Regions from separate parts of the Homo sapiens genome. Here regions 2, 3 and 4 are each linked to region 1. The links are chromatin loops, found by intact Hi-C in ENCODE. Cell type or tissue: PC-9. All regions are shown on one strand. Links, peaks and the distances in the headings refer to the core of each region. The heading gives the core; the rest is flanking DNA.

Region 1 (4,492 bases), core at 136-4,135:
TCATACATTCTCATTCCTCCTGCGACTCTTTCTTCTTTCTCTACAGGCCAGGGTGCTGAGAGAGGAGTAGAATGATCTGGGAGGAGTGATGTCATGTGACTTGGTTGATATTTATACCATCTACATCATTCCCCAAAACCATGCTCACCGAGGTCCTGTTTTCTGGACAGACAGAGAGCTTGCCTGACAGCCCCATTGTGGGTCCTGTCCCAGTGCCCCTGGGTGGGACTGCTGGATAGCACATTCCACAAACCCCTGCATCTTTTATTCTCCTGGAGAATTTACCTCATTGGTACTCAAAGGAATATGATAGGAAATCTTGTGTCATGGGAAGCTTAGGAATGCTATTTCATTTGGCTTTGGAGTTCATCGTTGTACTGTGAATGAGCTGCTTCTCTGGGGTGATGGCTTTCGTCTCCTTTTGCATTTCCTACTTCACATAGGTGGCATAGGATGCCATAAGCCTGTCTACACTTGCAAGGTTCTACTTTATGTGATTCATGCTAAGGTGTTCCCTTTGCCTGAAATTTGAGGATTCCATTCAGTTTGTGCTTGAATTACCTAGGAATTTGCTTCATTTCTTCAGTGTGCATCTCAGAAGAACCACACAGTTTGATATTTGGGGAAAAGTGCAGATATTTTCATTAATAATGTAACTAAGTTGACTGCTTTGTTCAAAGGGGGCAACCAAAACATGGAAAAGCCTTGCCTGAGTGAAGCTGGCTCATGAACAAGTCCTGGGAATGCTATTGGACTAGTGCCACGACAGACCGAATGTAGTTTAGAAACTGAATTGGGACACATATGGTTAATACCTCTTCGAATAAAGTATGCATTTATGCAACTATAAAAATGCAGGCTTTATGCAGAATGCCAGGTAACTACCTTCTAATTTAATATGGACTTTTCCCCGGGAAATCCAAAGTATTGGAGATTTATCATAAGCTGAAAATTACTAAAGAGAGAGCCATGCCTCTTCATGTACAACTCTTTCTGCTCATGTTTGCTTTGACATCAGGAAGAAGGAATTGTGGGTTTGAAATATGACCACCTGCATCTGTGTCTTTCTAAGGTACCAGGCACAGTTTCTTTTGTGTTATCTCATTCATTCTCACAACAACCCTGTGCAGCAGAAGGTATTTTCTCTGTTCTATCGATGAGGAAATCCATGCTCAGAAACTTTAATTGGACTCGGCGATGTTTCACAGTACAAGGTGGCAGAGGTTGGATTGGAACTCAGGACTGAAGATCCAAAAAACCATGACCTTTCTAATTGCTACCCTGCCTTTTGAGTTTTATGAATGCGGTTAAGGGAATTCTAGTTTCAGTATCTCATAAAACACCATCCAGGGCTAATTTTTCACTTCTGAAGAAAGTGAGAGAACAGATGGGAGCCGTCATGCCACCAGCCCTTACAAATGCCCCTTCTTGACTGCCCAACCCTGGTTTCATCCTCTATGTGACTTACAGCATGTCAATGGCATGCAGTGCTGGAGACAGCCTTAATATGGATGCTGGAAGTACTTTTTGATTTTGTAAAGCAGGCTTAAGGAAATACACCCATGCAGTGTGTGCATGCACACACACACACGTGTACATACATACCACACACATGCATGTGCACATACACATGCACACACACATGCTGCTCATATGTAATTTCTACTTCCTGTTAGGTCTTTACCAGGACTCTTGAACTACTCCTAGAGGGGTAGACATGGCTTAGTTATCAGTAAGTTCTGCAGTGTTGAGGGGAAGGGGAAGTTGGGTATGACGCAAGTGCAGGGGGGAGAATGGGAAAATTGTGTCTGACGATGGTTTACTTTTTGTAGCAGCTGAGAAAGTCACTGATGTTGCTGCCTCCTGTTGTTAAGTTAGAGCCCTCTCAAAATAGATCTTTTGATTTCTATTGCCTTTCAGGGTCCCCATACCTTGATTGGTGCTCAGTAGCCTGAAGACTTGTGTTTGAACAATGGATTCCTTAGTTGAGGGTTGGGAAAAACCTTAACAGCTATGGAGGCCAGCCCCTACCCACACCTTAATTTCAAGCCCCCTCTGAAAGTCCATACCAGATGGTAGAGCAGCCTAGGCTTGCAAATGTCCTGTAACTGGTCCTCACTACCTCCTGAGTCAACCAACATCATCTTTGACAGCTTCCTGTTTCAAAAATGTTTTCTTCATATTGAGTTGAAATGTGCCTCATTGCTTAACTTCCAACCAGGCATATATATTCTTTGGGCTGCAGTTTCTTGCCTTATAAAATGAGTCGGCTGGCCTCAGGACTGACCTATCCAGATGCACACGTTGTGCACTGCACAGCTCCAGGGGGCACCATTCATCTAGACTTTGAGGAGTCTGGCCTCTGGCTAGAATTGTGCAATGCCACGGCCCTGGTTTGCCACAATGACCTTTGTGTTTCTTTGTGACTCTCAAATTTGATGTCGGCCTCCAGATGGGGATATACGCTGCAAAGTAGTTCAGTTAGCACTAACAAGCTTTCAACGTCCTTGTTTGAGAAGAGCTGCCTGTTGTCACTAGAGCAGGCCACCCCTTGTTATTCACACCTTGTGGAGCTTAATTTCATTCAAGCGCCTACATGCAAATTAGATTTTTACCCTGAAGGCAAGGCGTCATCTGTTGTTTGGCCAACAACAGATGCTAAATGAAGAGGAAAGGAGAATGTGTACTTTTCTTTGAGAATCTATTATATTTCAGACTGTAATTATGTTTTTTTAAGAATTTTTTAAGTATCAGTTTTTAAGTATTAATAAAAATGTCATCTGAGTTATTTTTTCAGAATTGAAGGACATTGAAGGAGAATGATATTGGCAGATGTTTCCTTTCTGACCAATTATTAATTTTATAATAAAATACTATTATTTCCTAAGTCACTAATATATAGTTTGCATCATCTGCTCAAAGGGTAAGACTTGGGCAAACAAAATCAGGCACATATCCAGAAGATGTTCAACTTAATTTCTCATACCTCTTAAAACAACCTATCTGTATTACGTGACCATTATAAGTTCTTATCTTTTTTGTGAAAGGAAATTTGTTAGAAACTGAATTGGGACACATATGGTTAACACCTCTTTGAATAAAGTATGCATTTATGTAACTATAAAAATGTAGCCTGTATGCAAAATGCTATATAATTACCTTCTAATTTAATATTGACTTTCCCCCGGGAAATCCAAAGTATTGAAGGTTTATCATAAGCTGAAAATTATAGATTCCTGAGGAAGGTGATTGTTGCTAGAAATAGAATAATTTGGCCTTACGGTGGTTGGCATGAACAGTGCATCCTCTGCCCAGTTGGGTTTTTGGCGAAGTGGCAGTTTAAATTAAGCACTTGGGCACTGTGATGATGGACAGGCCCAGATGAAAAGATAGCTCTGGTTTTATGCTCAAGGCTTCATGTTTCCCACAAGATGAGGTATTTATTAACTAAGAGTCGCACCCACTTCACTTTTATTATTAAATGTTTGTAGAGCCTTCCTGAAAAGAATAATGCGGGTAGAATTTATACTGGGAAGGTTTCAACATCCCATAAAACTGACACTCTAGCACTTTGTAGAAAAGATGGGCCTGGGGAATGCAAGGAGGGAGAGGAAACTCTCCAAGATATAGATCTTGCTTAAAAGGGAGTTTCACCTCTGATAATTTAGGAGGTCAGAGGGCAGGTCTAAGTTCTCAGCCTCTGGATGTAAGAAGTGACCAGGAACAATAATGGGCAAAAGTGTGTGTGTGTGTGTGTGTGTGTGTGTGTGTGTGTGTGTGTGTGTGTGATACATTTAAAACACATTTACTCTCCCTTGTTTTCAAACACTTAAAAACATATTTTACTTTGCTGGCAAGAACAGATAGGGGATTTAAAGGCTTGGTAGTTTCTATGAATAGCAATGCTGAAATGTTAAAACAAAAGAATTCAAGGTGTTTCCCGTAACCCCCCTCTCCCCAGGGGCATCTTGGGTTAATAAATTAATCAAAACCAAGTGTGGGCTGCAGTGAAACTATATAAGGGTGGTATCTCCTTGGATCCAGCTGTACATACCGGTGTCAAAACAGCAAAAGCATCCAAAAATGATCTCAAGCTAGGATGAAGCCTTGATCCATCATTTTTCACCAAAACTAGTGAAACAAGTGAATAATGATTTGGGGACACTCTGGAACAAGAGTTATTAAGGACTGACACAGGCACATGTTACTCTAAGAGATAAAAATGAATGAAGCAGTTGCTCATCTTCAGGATGCCTCCTCCCTCCACCCTATACGCAGAGACTATTATCCTTCTCCCCAATACACCACATACTCTTTTTGTTTTTCCCTTGGAGACCCAATGACAAGCCACAGGATATCTATTAGCATACATTAAAATAAGAACCATCGCTTGCAATCTCTACTTTGGTTGGGACCAGTCCAACATCCTAGCAAAAATCTGCCAAGTTTCTCTCTCCTGGAATTCAGACATTTAATCAATGACACTTGCTTT
Region 2 (4,492 bases), core at 366-4,365, 110 kb after region 1:
AGGTCCAGGAAGCATCAGGCCCCAGTGTCATGAACTGTCCAGATAAAGCAGCCCTGTGCGGTTAGACTCCTGTGGCTGCAGACTCCCTTGCCTGGCACCAGTTTTCAGGATGACCCCAGACTAAATGGGCCTCTAAGAACTAAAGGAGGCAAGAGTCACACGAGGAATCATCAGCTGCAACCGATTATTCTTGATTTTTTAAAATTAGGCATGGCCTTAAACATGGTTACCTGAATGTTATGATTGAATTATGTCTCCCCGACATTCACATGCTGAAGTCCTAACCCCTAGAGTCCCAGAATGTGACCTCATTTGAAAATACGGTGGTTGCAGGAGTAATTTGTTAAGATGAGGTCACTATGGTGGGCCCTAATCTGGCGTCTTTATAAAAAGGAGAAATTTTCACACACACACACACACACACACACACACACACACACACACACACGGAGTGCCATGAGAAGACGAAGGTGGAGATGGGGTGATGCCAAGGAACAAGGATCACCAGCATCCCCAGAAGCCAGGGAGAGGCTGCAACTGATTCTCCCTCGCAGCCTTAGAGGGAACCAACCCTGCTGACACCTTGATGGTGGACTTGGAGCCTTCAGAACTCGACGACAACAAATGTCTGTTGTTTAAGGCACTCTGTTTGTGGACCTTTGTTATAGCAGCCCCAGGAGTTGAATAGGCTCACAGAGTTTCATTTGTACGTTTTTCCCATCTGAAAAATAGAATGCTGCTTTACCACAATTTATTTACCTTTGGGCAGATAAGAAATAAGCAATGGTTTGAGAGATTACCTGTAAACAAACTGAAAACCATCATACTAACAAGGAGAAATCAGAAATATATTTATTTGAGTTAAGTAACATTTTTCAAAAATTATGATTGACAACCACCCATTAGTTTACAAGTGGGAATTTTTTCCCACCCTGTAACACCCATCATTTATGAAGCTAAATATTAGTTAAGGGCCTCTGAAATTTCCAATAAAACTGCTAGAAAGATTCTTTTGATCTCTAGGCAGCTCTGAGGACAGATACAACTTCATTCCTCCTGGAAAATGCTTTGTTCTTTGGCTCCACTTAAGGAGGCAGTGGAAAAGCATATAATACATCAGGCTTTCTTTCTTTGTAGAACAAAGTTAATCCAGGTCCTTATCATAGGAAACTGCACAGGGATATAATCTTTTAGAAGACATAAATAATTCTCCATAATACTTTTGGAAATACTTTGATCTTTCTGTATACTTCTCCATTGCAAAAGGGTACTGCAAACCTTATTTTCCTTGTTTAGAGATTTGTTAAATGAAGTTAGTCATATTAGACCTTTGAAGTTGTGTTTTAAATAGAAGCTACCAAAAGGATGAAGATAATTTTACTATGTCCTGAAAAATTCTGAAAGACGTGCCAGGCAGCTGCCTCCTGTGGTTCTAGTACATAGGATGGATTCACAACACCATGGATGGACTTTTCATATATCTAATGTTCTTCTGTTCTATTAACTTTGTTAATGGACTCAAAAAGACTCTTTAAAACTTCATTCTCCCTTGAATATTTTAATATTCAAGTGAAAGATGCTTTCTCTTAGCATTCCTGCTATACCAGTTCTCATCTTCCTTCCACCCCACTGCTAGTATTGATTAGGCTGATGAAGGATTGGTGGGAAAGGACTCTGGAAAGGAAGGTAAAATCTCAGAAGGTCACATATTCCATGATAAAGATCTGAGGTTCCTTTGATGGGGGATGAGGAGCTGCTGAAGAATTTCAAACGAAGGAATGATGTCACCAGATTTGCATCTTGGAAAACCGCTCTGGAAGCAGCTTAGAGGAGGAGTCGGTGATGTTGGGGTGGGGGAATGAGACTAGAACCAGAGAGGCTCGATGGAGAAGTCATTGAAGCTGTCAAATATGGTGGCATTGTGGATAGGGAGGGTAGGCAGGAGGTAGAGATACCCAAGAAGACTGTGTCAACTGCCTAGAGCTACATGTTAGTCATTTCCCTGCTAAAAACACAAATATTATTGATTACTTGACCCAGCTGGTTAAAGTTTAGTGGTTGGTGCTATTTAATCAACAAGAAAAGAAAATCAAGAGTTATCATTGGCTGGGCACAGTGGCTCATGCCTGTAATCCCAGCATTTTGAGAGGCCAAGGCAAGAGGATCTCTTGAGCCCAGTAGTTTGGGGCTGCAGTGAGCTGTGATTGCACCACTATACTCCAGACTGTGTGACAGAGCAAGATCCTGTCTCAAAAAAAAAAAAAAGAAAATGAAAAAGAATTATCATTTTGTCCTAGATGTTCCCATCCCAACTAGGTTCATCTCATTCTAGTTAATTCAAGAAATTCCAGGTCAAGATACCTGGTCAAAGTAAACTCACGCACATTCGTAGAATTTCCTGGGTGGGACCCAGTGATGAGCTAAATTAGTATATTTCTTTGCCATCCTGGTCCACCAAACACCTCGGGGGAGGACATCCTTTTTTAATGTGTTCAGGCCATGTACGGAGAATGAGAGGTTAATTCAGCCTAAATTCCTGGTTGTGTCCAGGTGGGGCCAGCAAGCATTTGTTGAACAGCCTCTGGCCCACTGTGCTGTGAATATGTGGCCTTCTTAAGTGCAGTTGAGGGGAGTAATCCGCTGCCTCTCAGAGTGGGTCCACAGAGGTGACAGTGGGAGTCCTGCTATTTTCCTTGGTGGACCCAGTCTTGACCAAAAGCCTGAGAGAGGACCAGATGGAGTTGCTTGCAGTTTGCTAAGTTGAGGCTTTCTCCAAGTCCAGGAACAGGTAAATGCTTGCTACCAGGTAAGATTAAATCTATTTCATAAGGAAGGCCAATAGGTGGCAGAGCAATCTTTCCTATGCTGCAAAGTGAGGACATATAGAGAAATCTTCAGCAGAGCTCCCTCGCTATGCTTCCATTAGCACATACTTTAACACTTTAACGACCAGGCCATTTTAGAAGTTTTGCACATTTTATATGTTTATAGATGTTATTGCTGAACGTTGTGTAAAATATTTCCAATTAATTAAAACTTCAAGCCCTAGAACGATCAGCCAAAATATTTATAGGTATAATTTAGTTACTTGAATTTTGTCTTCTTCCTGTGGCTAGAAAACTTGTTTTCATTTTAAGGGATATTTCCTCTTTTTTGGCGCGTAGAAACAAAAGTAAAAACAATGCTAGTTTATGCTGTTTTAAAATAATCACTCTTCATTGATTTACAAGCCGAATATATAGAGAAACTTAGTCTCTGTGAATTTAGAAAGTTGAATATCTAATAAGGAGTTCACAGACATGCTAGAGTTTAGGAATCTCAGAGATGGAAAAGATCTGTTTGAAAACTTAAAATTTTGCTCTGAAATGGAAGTCAGGGTATTAACCTAGAAATCCTTCTCAATATTATTTTAACTCTATGACTTTTGCCAGTGATTTTTGTTTTTCTTTCCTGAATTAAAAAGTAAGTATTTAGAGCTAATTTAGGAACACTGAAGTGGGAAGACTTTAGAAACCATCGCAGGTGTCTTGGTGGCTTTTACAGACGGTGAATTACCGTGTCTCGGGCATTCTGTCTGCCCTGAGCAGTTATCCATGGAGCTTTCTCTAAATCTCTCTGGGGTGAGGTCAGGCATATCATTTAAGGGGACACACACACAAAAACGCCTGTAATCAGGATAAATAATATTTTAATGCTATATATTTTTAAAATCAAAATTAATGCATAAAAATCTATGATGAACAAACTGTCAAAGTCTAAATAATGACAGGATTTATAACAGTGCTGAGCTGAGCTTGTTCATGCCTAAGGCTCAGGAACGCTGATTCCATCTTTATTTAAAATTTTGATATTTTGTTCATCATGACTTTTAGCATTGATCTTGGTTTTTAAAAAATAGTACATTAAAACATGATTGATTTTGATTCCTGCATTGTTTTGTTGCCTCTTTAAATTTTGCGTCCGAGGAGAGTGCCTGGCTCTCTTCACCCTAATTCTGCTGCTGGTTGTGGTCTACTCACTCCTGTAGTTTTATCTCCCTGCTTTCTGAACAAGTTCTTCTTTAAATGTCTAGAGGCCATTCACACAAAAATGATCGTGGCCCCTGTAATGCCTGTTTGTAATCCAAAAGTAAAACACCAGTGACCTGCAAACTAAGTGTAAGGATGTCCAGCAAATTGCTACTGTTTTCCATGCCAACTTTAATTTTTTGAAAGTATGTATTATGTTCTTAAACAACTTCTTCTGTTTCTGCTCTTTTTCTTTCTGATTGGCTTGTGACTCATACACACACTTAGTCTGTGTGTAGGGGAACCTCGCTCCATTTCTGTAAAAAGCCGATTATTTCTGATGGCATTACCTTGTTCAGAGGTCTTCACAGCCCTTGCTGACTGTATCATTGCTTTTTAATCAGATCTTGAATTGAAAATATTGCTAAGGACGGAGACGTTTTCATTTTAGCCATTTGAGTATCCACATAATAGTCAAAATGAAT
Region 3 (4,492 bases), core at 127-4,126, 370 kb after region 1:
AGGTATGGGACTGGAGCAGTCAGCATTTTAGTTGACTTGACTAAATTATAAGTGTAGATAAGACAGTTCCCTTTGCAGCTGAGAGCCCGTTATGGGATAGTATGCATTACCTCATTCATTATGGCCAAAACTCTGAGAAGCAGGTGTGCTTGGCCCCATTTTGCATAATCCCAGCCTCAGCGAGGTTGAGTAACTAGTACAAGATCACACAGCTAAGGTTTTAACCAGGTGGTTATGTTTCTTTCTGTAACGTCACACAATCTTCCTGTAATATGAACTTGGGTCTATTTCCCTATACCGTTCTCCTTGATCATAAATAAGTCGGCTGCATGAAAGACAAAATGGTCCAGTGTTTGCAGAAGGATACGGTCAAAATACTTAACAGCTCACATGCCACAGCCTCAGCAGTAGGGACAAATGCTGATTATAAAACCCCTAGTTCATTCCACTGAGATTCCAGATAACATACAGGACCTCCATGCACTTTGAATTTCAGATGAACAACAAATAATTATTTTAGTATAAGCAATACAAAGAACATACTTATACCAAAAGAAAGTTTATGCGTTGGGTTGGAAGGCCTGAGCTTCTGATCTGACATCAGACACGTCAGAACAGCACCACTGGGAACAGGTCACTCAAACTTGCTAAGTCTCGGGGGTTGATTTCTGGTGAAAATGTAAGAGCTTAACCGGGCAATGCTGACTTAGAATCAGTGCTTAAAAATGATTTGTTTTCTGCCTGGCGCGGTGGCTCACGCCTGGAATCCCAGCACTTTGGGAGGCCAAGGCAGGCAGATCATGAGGTCAGGAGATCAAAACCATCCTGGCTAATATGGTGAAACCCCATCTCTACTAAAAAATACAAAAAAATTAGTTGGGTGTGGTGGTGGGCGCTGTAGTCCCAGCTACTTGGGAGGCTGAGGCAGGAGAATGGCGTGAACCTGGTAGGCGGAGTTTGCAGTGAGCCGAGATCGCACCACTGCACTCCAGCCTGGGTGACAGAGTGAGACTCCATTTCAAAAAAAAAAAAAAAAAAAAAGATTTGTTTTCTTTTCAAAGCCTGAACAGTTGTGGTTGGGGCAAGAATCTCAACTCTAGTCTAATCTATGTCCTGCATCCTATTGTGATTTCTGTGCAGGCTGTTATGACATAATTTTTATGATTAATGAATTTATATCCCTAGCAAATTCCCTACCCTTTTAGCTGAAGGGCAAAACAATGCAAGTTTGAAAAACTGTTAAGATAAAACAGCAGCATTACTAACATATACATTTATGTTAAAACACATCAGCACTGATCCATCATCATAATATATTAGTATACTATGTATAATATCATATTCATCATTTAATAGTGAATGCATATTAAAGCCATCCAAATGCCCAAAATGAGTTTTCCCTAGATTGTGGGCCTAATGGCTAATTTTTCTTTTCTTCACACATATCTACATTCTAACTTTTCTGTAGTGAGCATGTGTGGCTTTAATAATTTTAAAAAAGAGAGAAAGAAATTACTTTTATACTTTAGTCACCAACTAAGAACTTGACAGTCTATGAGGTCAGAAAGGCAGACGTGAAGGGCAATAAGGCTAAGCAACAAAGCTTCTTCCAGAGGAGCAGATATATTTATGGAAAAATGCAGCAATTCAACTCAGAGTGAAAATGCAACGACCATCACTAGAGAGTGGAAATAATCAGTCAACGAACCCAGGTTTTGTCTACATGACATAAATAACTCTTGGGGGTGGGTTGCTTTTTTTTTTTTTTTCCGTTCCATTGGCCAATTTAGGCATACTGTGAACAGAGAATTTGATTAAGCTCCAATGTAGTGTAAGGTATGGCTTAAAATTTGTTGTTAATATCCTTGAACCCTCACCTGTCCATAGCACCCACAGGAGCAAAAAGCACCACCTTCATTACTGCCCACATCCTTCCCAACTGCACTCTGTGTTCGTGGATCTGACCTAATGGGTGAAACACTGGGGTGTTTTCTCTATTAGAGCAATGTCATGAGGCAAGGGTGTGCTGTCTGCCCCTTGAGAACATTTGTTTGTAAAGGGGTTAGAGTTTTTAATATATATGCAAAGAATGATAATGAAATGTGTCTGGCCTGAACATAATCAAGCAAGATTCCATCGAGTTTCAACAATCCAGCGCGCCAGGGTTGAAGACATTTTTACCGTAACTCGTATTTTCAGCCCTGTGAAGTTGCCGCCCACACAGGAAATGACTTGGAACAGGTGGTCCTCAGAGCTTGCTGGTCTTGTCTGGCTCCGTGGGTAATGCTTGTGGGCTCCTGAGTCACTGAATAATTATGAGCCTGAACAAAAGGCTCTCAGATAAGCCCTCAGTCAAGACACAGGGAAAGGCAAGGTGCAGAAGATGACTGTCTGAGCGTGCTAACTGTTCAGAGCGAGTTGATGAATGAGGCTCTGGAGGAAACAATGCCTCCTTGGTTTTGCTCTTCTTGGCTCCCCTGGCACCTGGTGGCAGAAGGACGAGAAAGCACAGGTGAGGGGAGTGTCGTTGCACACCTTGGCTTTTAATGAACTTAAATGCATTAGAAAACACCCTACTTAGAAACAGTCCTCCCAGAGACAATGAGCTCTTATTTCTGCACTGTGTGCCCAGTGCTGTGCATGTAGAGGCTGTATCTCTTCTCATCCTTTCCCAGGATGGGAAGTGGTGATATAATCTTTCCCATTTCACAGAGGAAGGAACTGAGGCGCAGGAGCTCACATACTTAGCTTTATCTTTCATGAGGGGAAATGGATGGGGTTATGGGCTCAATTATGTCCTCCTATACACACACACACACACACACACACACACACACATCTGTGTATGTGTATAGAAGTCCTAACCCCCAGTTTCATGGAAAGTATCCTTATTTGGAAATAGGGCCATTGCAGGTGTAATGAGTTAAGATGAAGTCACATTGGAGTAAGGTGGGTCTCTAATCCAATGTGATAGTTGTCCTTATTTAAAAAAACAAAATGCCTTGTGCAGACAGGGAGAGGGCCATGTGCAGACAGAGAATTCGAATAATACATCTACAAGTCAAGGAGTGCCCAGTACTGCTACTGGCAACCACCAGAAGCTATGAGAGAGATGAGGAAGAAGCCTCTTTTACAGTTTTCAGAGGGAGCATGGCCCTCCGACACCTTGATTTCTGACTTCTAGCCTCCAGAACTGTGAGACAATAAATTTCTGTTATTTTAAGTCACCCAATTTGTGGTACTTTGTTATGGCAGCTCCAGAAAACTAATAGAGATGAGAACTCACATGTATTGGGGGCCTGGTATGTCAATGTTAATAGAACCTAAAATAAATAAATAAATAAATAAATAAATAAACAAACAAACTTCATCAGCTACAAGTAAGAAGGAATTACTAACGTGAGTATGTGATTCAAATGAAAATAATGTGAGTGGATAATGTATGGCCGAGAGGGTATAAGAGTTAGTGGTTCTGTTAAAAAGCACAGAAATGAGAAAGAAAGGGGTCCGTGTGCAAATTCTAGAATACACCTCTTGATGGGGGTGAATTAGACCCTACTTTAGGGGAAAAAAAAATACAGGTGAACTCCTGCCACCTCTATCCAACTGCAAAGTTAGAGCCACAGTGTCTACAAAACCACCTTCACTTCTGACATCAATTTCAAGTTCAGGGGGCTCTCAAAAACACACTCAGTGTCAATAAGTCACTAGAAGGAGCACAGGACTCACTAAAGCTATTCACTGGTGATTGCAGTTTATTACCGGGAAGAATGCAGCTAACATCAGCTAAGGAAAGAAGCACATAGAGCGGAACCCAGAGAGTACCAAAGGCAGGGCTTCCATCGTCCTCTCCCTGTGAATAACAACAGCATCACTTTTCCAGCATGCTGTGCAACAACACACCACGCAGGGAAACCCACCCGAGCCTTTGCATCCAGGGGCTCCGCTGGGGTCTTATCACCACCTAGGCATGGCTGGCTGCCCAGGTAACTGGGCTCAGTTCCCAGCCCCTCAGACCAAGCTGAGACCACATGACCTAAAGCCCCCATCTTCACTAAGGCTTGTTGATGTGACCCAAGGCCCCACCCAAAATCACCTTGTCACTATCTGGCTGGTCCAAGGCCTGCAGGCAAACAAAGCCACTCCTATCAGACATGACATTCCAAAGGCACAGATCACTTCCCAGAAGCTGAGAGCAAAAGGCCAGGCCTTTCTCTGAGCATATTTAGATTCTTTACTTCACCTTAGGTTACATACAGTCCTCTGTTTTTCCATCTGACCCAACCCTGATAAACAGCTCCACAACCCCAACTCTGGGAGCAACCTTTCCTCCCGGTAGAGGCTTGGAATGAGAAGGGATATCTCTCTCACCTTCCCACAGGCTCCCTTGTGTGTCTAGAGCAAAGTCTTCTCCAAGCCTCTCACAGGAAGGAGTCTTTGTGCAGCTGGGTCTTCCAATGTCCAGTTTGCCTGTGCTCACCAGGCTGGCTGT
Region 4 (4,492 bases), core at 312-4,311, 280 kb after region 1:
ATTTGCCAATATTTAGTACTTATTCTGTTTCAGTGATTCCAGCAAATATAAAAAAAACTATTTTAAAGTTTTACAAAAATTTGCTGATGGTGAGATTAATTATATAACTGGCATTAATATTTGACAGTTTTCATATGTTCTGAAGACACTCTAACCAAAGGAGAAAAGTCAAAACACGTTGAGATGCCTAGTGGAAATGAGATTTCCTGTGAAAAATAAATAGCACTGATTTATTTTTGTCTTGCCTATCAGTATGTATTAATGGACACAGGAAGGTATCGGGGGAAATGTTGAGACATCCATAAACAAAGATGTGAAGACTTTTCTATCTAGAACCTTCTGAAGAATGGATAGATGTGTTGCTGTTATTCCCACCACAGTACACAAAAACGTTGGAAATGTACCTTTTCCTTAGAATTGTTCTGGATAAATTTTTCAGAAGAAGCCTACAATCTGTGGAGACACACAATCTCTCGCATGTCATAAGCCATATTATAAGTTTAATGTCCTATGGATTTAATAGAGACAATCTATGTATTAGCCAGTTGGTGACAGAAAATAATAGCAATTGATTTGCAGCAAGAAGAAGGAGGTATTTTTAGAAGAAACTTTTCTCTGTGTTAAGAAATACAGCCAAGCAGTTGAGAAAAGATTTTTAATAAAGATCTGTTGAAGTCACTTTGCGTGTGAGTGGCCTCTTGATTCTTATCTGATTATTAGGGCTAAATGCACAGTCCCTCATGTCAATGCAGGCAATTATGAAACAAAACCAAAGTTTCATTCATCAGCATTGCGTTCTGGCCACCAATGTCATTTCTTCTTTTTGTGACATGGAAGTCATACATTAATTTTATGCCCTCTTTAGCTGGTTTTCGTTCTTTCCATGGTGGTAGATGATATAACTAGTTACATGTCTTGAATAATTAGGAGCAGGTATAACATAATCTACTGAAGACCTTTTCCACATCCTATATTATCAATAAAAATGATTAAATTGGGCCTATAAAATGATAGGGTATATATCCACATTACTTTGTTTTTTGTTTGCTTGTTTTACTTATAAAAGGTAGGTGACACCGAAGTCAGATATTTGTATGTATTCTCAGCAGCAAATTTTCCTCCAAAGCTTTAGATAATAGGAATGTATTTTGAAAAAGGCTGCAACTGAATGATTGAAAATAAGAAAGGATAAATAAATTGGACAAAAAAATAAATCTGGTTAAATAATACTTTAGTTTCAGTGGAAGACAAAAGCAATAAGGGATTGAATTTACAGGATATAAACTAATTAGGAGAGGTTTTGCTTGTAGATGGAATTATTGAAAAAGACTTAGCTTCCTTTAATGAAAATCATCATCATCATTTTTAAGAGATTACAGGCTATGGAAAGATTGACAGTTAAACAAAGTGTATTAATGTGAATAAATAGGTCACTCACTGACCATCACTGAGCCACTCTGAGCAGCAATACTTTATAAACCAATATCTTAAATAGACCTGTATTGGTTAAAAAAAGTATTTAGTTAGAATGATTAACAACCAGATATTAATGATTCAATAGATGTCATTCTTATTATTGCCAGAGAAGGGTCTAAGCTCTATCTTAGGAATCAACAACCTTTGAAGTGGTCTTTTTCTTCCAGGCTTAAAACCATTGCCTTGACCTGGTTGGGCCATTGGCGAGAATGCCATGAAAACCTTAGATGTGCCGGATCCCTGACACCAATGTCCTGACCACTTCCTAACTCAGAAAATTACATTCTGATTATCGATGCTCTCTTCTCGTGGCTGTATTTTTACAAGATTAATGACGCTGGTTGGAATCTCATTTCCCCTTAGAATTAATGCTGCAAAATTAATGAGCCACCTGGTCACGTTTCAAAGGGTAAATAAATGACCATTCTTCTTATGGGTCAGGGTCAGGGATGACTCCTCTGTGACTCACAAGCCAGGAATGAACACAAGTGATTAGACTCGTGGGCCGAGAAGCCAACGGCAGTCATGAGGGTGCCCGGCAAGAGTAGTTGAAGAAGGAGCTTATCATCGTTCTCCAATCTAGTCAATAGTCTGGGTTTTCCAGGACTCTTTAGAGTTAAAGTTGCTAAGAAAAGGCAGCACACATAGCTCTGTGAGCCTCCTTGCTTTCTCAGGGTGTATGCTCTTGTGTGCATGTACACACATAAATACACACACACACACACACACATACACACACACACACAATATACATTCCATTCATGCAGGAGGTGTATTTTCCAAACTTAGCATAAGACCTAGCACCTGCTATGTGTTCAATATATGTTTGAGGAAAGAGTGGAAAAGGGAAGGAGAGAAGGAAGGGGGGAGGTAAGAACAGAGAAAGAGGAAAAAAAGGACAATTTTCTCACTGAAAAGCTTGTGAGGACTTGACCTTAAAAATCAAAACAAGGATGCAAGGTTTTCAAATCCTAATACTGTTGCAGGTTATTGTTCTCAACCCCGGGATCATCCAAAAGTGACAAAATTCCTAAGAGACGTTTTGGTGCCCTGAATGAAGTTCCCTGAGAGATTGCATCCAGAAATCTATATTTTTATGAAGTTCTCAGGTGAATGTAGCATTTCTCTTTGGGAACTGTGGGAACCTTTTGCTGAATTCATACCTGACTTAACCTATATTGTTGGTGCCCCATTTTTAATTTGCTCTTCAATTGGGACAGAGATTTCAAAAGGTAGAAAATGCCACAGAGACTATTGTTATACAGCTTTGCAAATGGAAGTCTAGAGATGCAAAAGCAATGTGATAAACCTCAAACAACACGGTCTAGCCTAGGACCCTTGCTTTCCCATAGTGGTCCTGAGATTTGTCAACAATGCTATATCATGTGCCCAAGCATATTTTCCAGGCTCAAGGTTGCATTCAGAACAGTTCAGTTTCTCTTAACTTGTCGGGAGACAACAGTGCCTCGTACTTAAAGGTGATGGCCCCAGAGTCAGCTGGCCCATGTTTGAATCCTGCCTCCACATTTAAATCCAATAGCTATTAACGTCTTGAGCAAATGCTTAACCCTGTGCCTGGGTTTTCTCACTTGTAAAATGGGCTACAAGTGTGATACTTGTACAATGAGAGAGAAGGAGGTAGAATCTGTCTCACAATACAGATTCATCAGTTACTATATTAAGTAAGTACTTAGTAGAGTCTTCAAAATGGAGCTATTCTTATATATCTAATTTCTTATATATTTTACTATGTATAGAATATCTTATATTTGTATATTTCTTAAATTCGGTATTTCTTAGCAACTTCAGCACAAAACTTGCAGACTGTGATGACTCATTTGGCACTGAGATGAATACAGGTCACACCTGGACAGCAGAGCTGCAGATGGAGCTGGCTGGCTGTCTATAGCCTTCTTCTCAGTCCTTAAACTTCCTGGTGAACAAGAATCACCCAGAGAGCTTGTTAAATATGCACACCGCTAGGCCTCATTCTCTGGAGCATCTCATTCAATGTATCTAGGGTGGGGCCCATCATCTGCTTTTTGAAGCAGGGCCCTGATTACACACACCATGGGCCAGGCTTTGAGACATGGCTTTATCCCACATAGAACCAAGTCTGCGTCCTTTCATCATGCTGCCTTCATCTCTCTGACAGCATGTGGGTGGAACATCAGGGACCAAGTCAGAGGTCTCTTGCAAGATTTGCAGGTCCTAAAGGCAACCACACCTGCCTCTGACCTTCCAGTGCAGAGCCTGACTTGTCTGCACAGGGCCCCTTCTTGATTGACCTGGAGGCATGTTCTCTTGTGGCAGAGTCTAGACTGAGAAGGCCGCTATCCTCATACCATTAATATATCTCTCTGGATTGAAAGCAAATGATCAGGGGAGATTGGAAAGCCTTTCCTTCTGATTTTCCCCCTCCCTTCCCCCTGGTGCAATCCCGACAATTATCTGGAGTCTCATGCACAGGCTTGGAGTTGAAGAACCCACACCAAGTTCTCCATATGTTTCGCATGGGGAGAAGGGAGGTTGCTCTTTGTGCACGTTCATCCTGGCTGGTGCACAAGCATACACACACACTCGCATCCTCATGGGCATCACGGCAGTTCTCAGGAGCATTTCCTCCCAACAGGAAGCACACTGACTGACTTCCTCCATGTGGAAGGACTGTCCTCCTCTGAAACCTCTGTGACACTCTGTCATGGCACATTTCTCATGACACTTGGCCCTTATTCCTCATGCAGTCATTCTTTAAGGATCATTTACATTTGGAGGTATAATGCAGTTGACACTCCCTCTTCTATGTGACAAATTACTTTTTTTTTTTTTTTTGAGACAGAGTCTCACTCTGTCGCCAAGGCTGGAGTGCAGTGGCACCTTGTTGGCTCACTGCAACCTTTGTCTCCTGGGTTCAAGCAATTCTCCTGCCTCAGCCTCCCGAGTAGCTGGGATTACAGGTGCCCACCACCTTGCCCAGCTAGTTTTTATATTTTTAGTAGAGACGAGGTTTCACCAT

The links. A loop is a pair of places that touch in the nucleus more often than their neighbours do. Peaks named below come from ENCODE experiments on the same cell type or tissue, not always from the same donor. Only the 100,000 strongest peaks of a DNase experiment are listed, where the experiment ranks them.
Region 2: it touches region 1 in a loop (9-fold over the local background); 4 of 110 quality-filtered maps call a loop at or near these places.
Region 3: a loop joins it to region 1, with 22 times the contacts of the local background. A loop is called at or near these places in 2 of 110 quality-filtered maps.
Region 4: a loop joins it to region 1, with 4 times the contacts of the local background. A loop is called at or near these places in 2 of 110 quality-filtered maps.

The regions. Positions count from the first base shown.
Region 1 is chr21:35,506,455-35,510,946 of GRCh38, reverse strand. The region is part of intron 1 of LOC100506403 (a long non-coding RNA gene); the gene reads left to right. Among named protein-coding and RNA genes, the nearest start is that of MIR802, 210 kb to the left of the region's middle. RefSeq lists enhancers at 2,239-2,759, 4,003-4,492. In PC-9, for the core only: a CTCF peak has its summit at 2,383; a DNase peak (open chromatin) is centred at 2,386.
Region 2 is chr21:35,398,980-35,403,471 of GRCh38, reverse strand. All of the region lies in intron 2 of LOC100506403 (a long non-coding RNA gene), which reads left to right. Among named protein-coding and RNA genes, the nearest start is that of MIR802, 320 kb to the left of the region's middle. RefSeq lists a silencer at 2,687-2,981. In PC-9, for the core only: CTCF peaks have their summits at 2,630 and 2,837 (motif pointing right); a DNase peak (open chromatin) is centred at 2,851; H3K27ac peaks cover 1,280 bases.
Region 3 is chr21:35,136,729-35,141,220 of GRCh38, reverse strand. No RefSeq gene overlaps it. Among named protein-coding and RNA genes, the nearest start is that of RUNX1, 90 kb to the right of the region's middle. In PC-9, for the core only: no CTCF peak of the experiment used is centred there; a DNase peak (open chromatin) is centred at 2,340; H3K4me3 peaks cover 481 bases; H3K27ac peaks cover 3,841 bases.
Region 4 is chr21:35,230,189-35,234,680 of GRCh38, reverse strand. No RefSeq gene overlaps it. Among named protein-coding and RNA genes, the nearest start is that of RUNX1, 180 kb to the right of the region's middle. RefSeq lists enhancers at 1-742, 1,855-2,149, 1,425-2,624. In PC-9, for the core only: no CTCF peak of the experiment used is centred there; DNase peaks (open chromatin) are centred at 1,940 and 3,360; H3K4me3 peaks cover 398 bases; H3K27ac peaks cover 3,281 bases.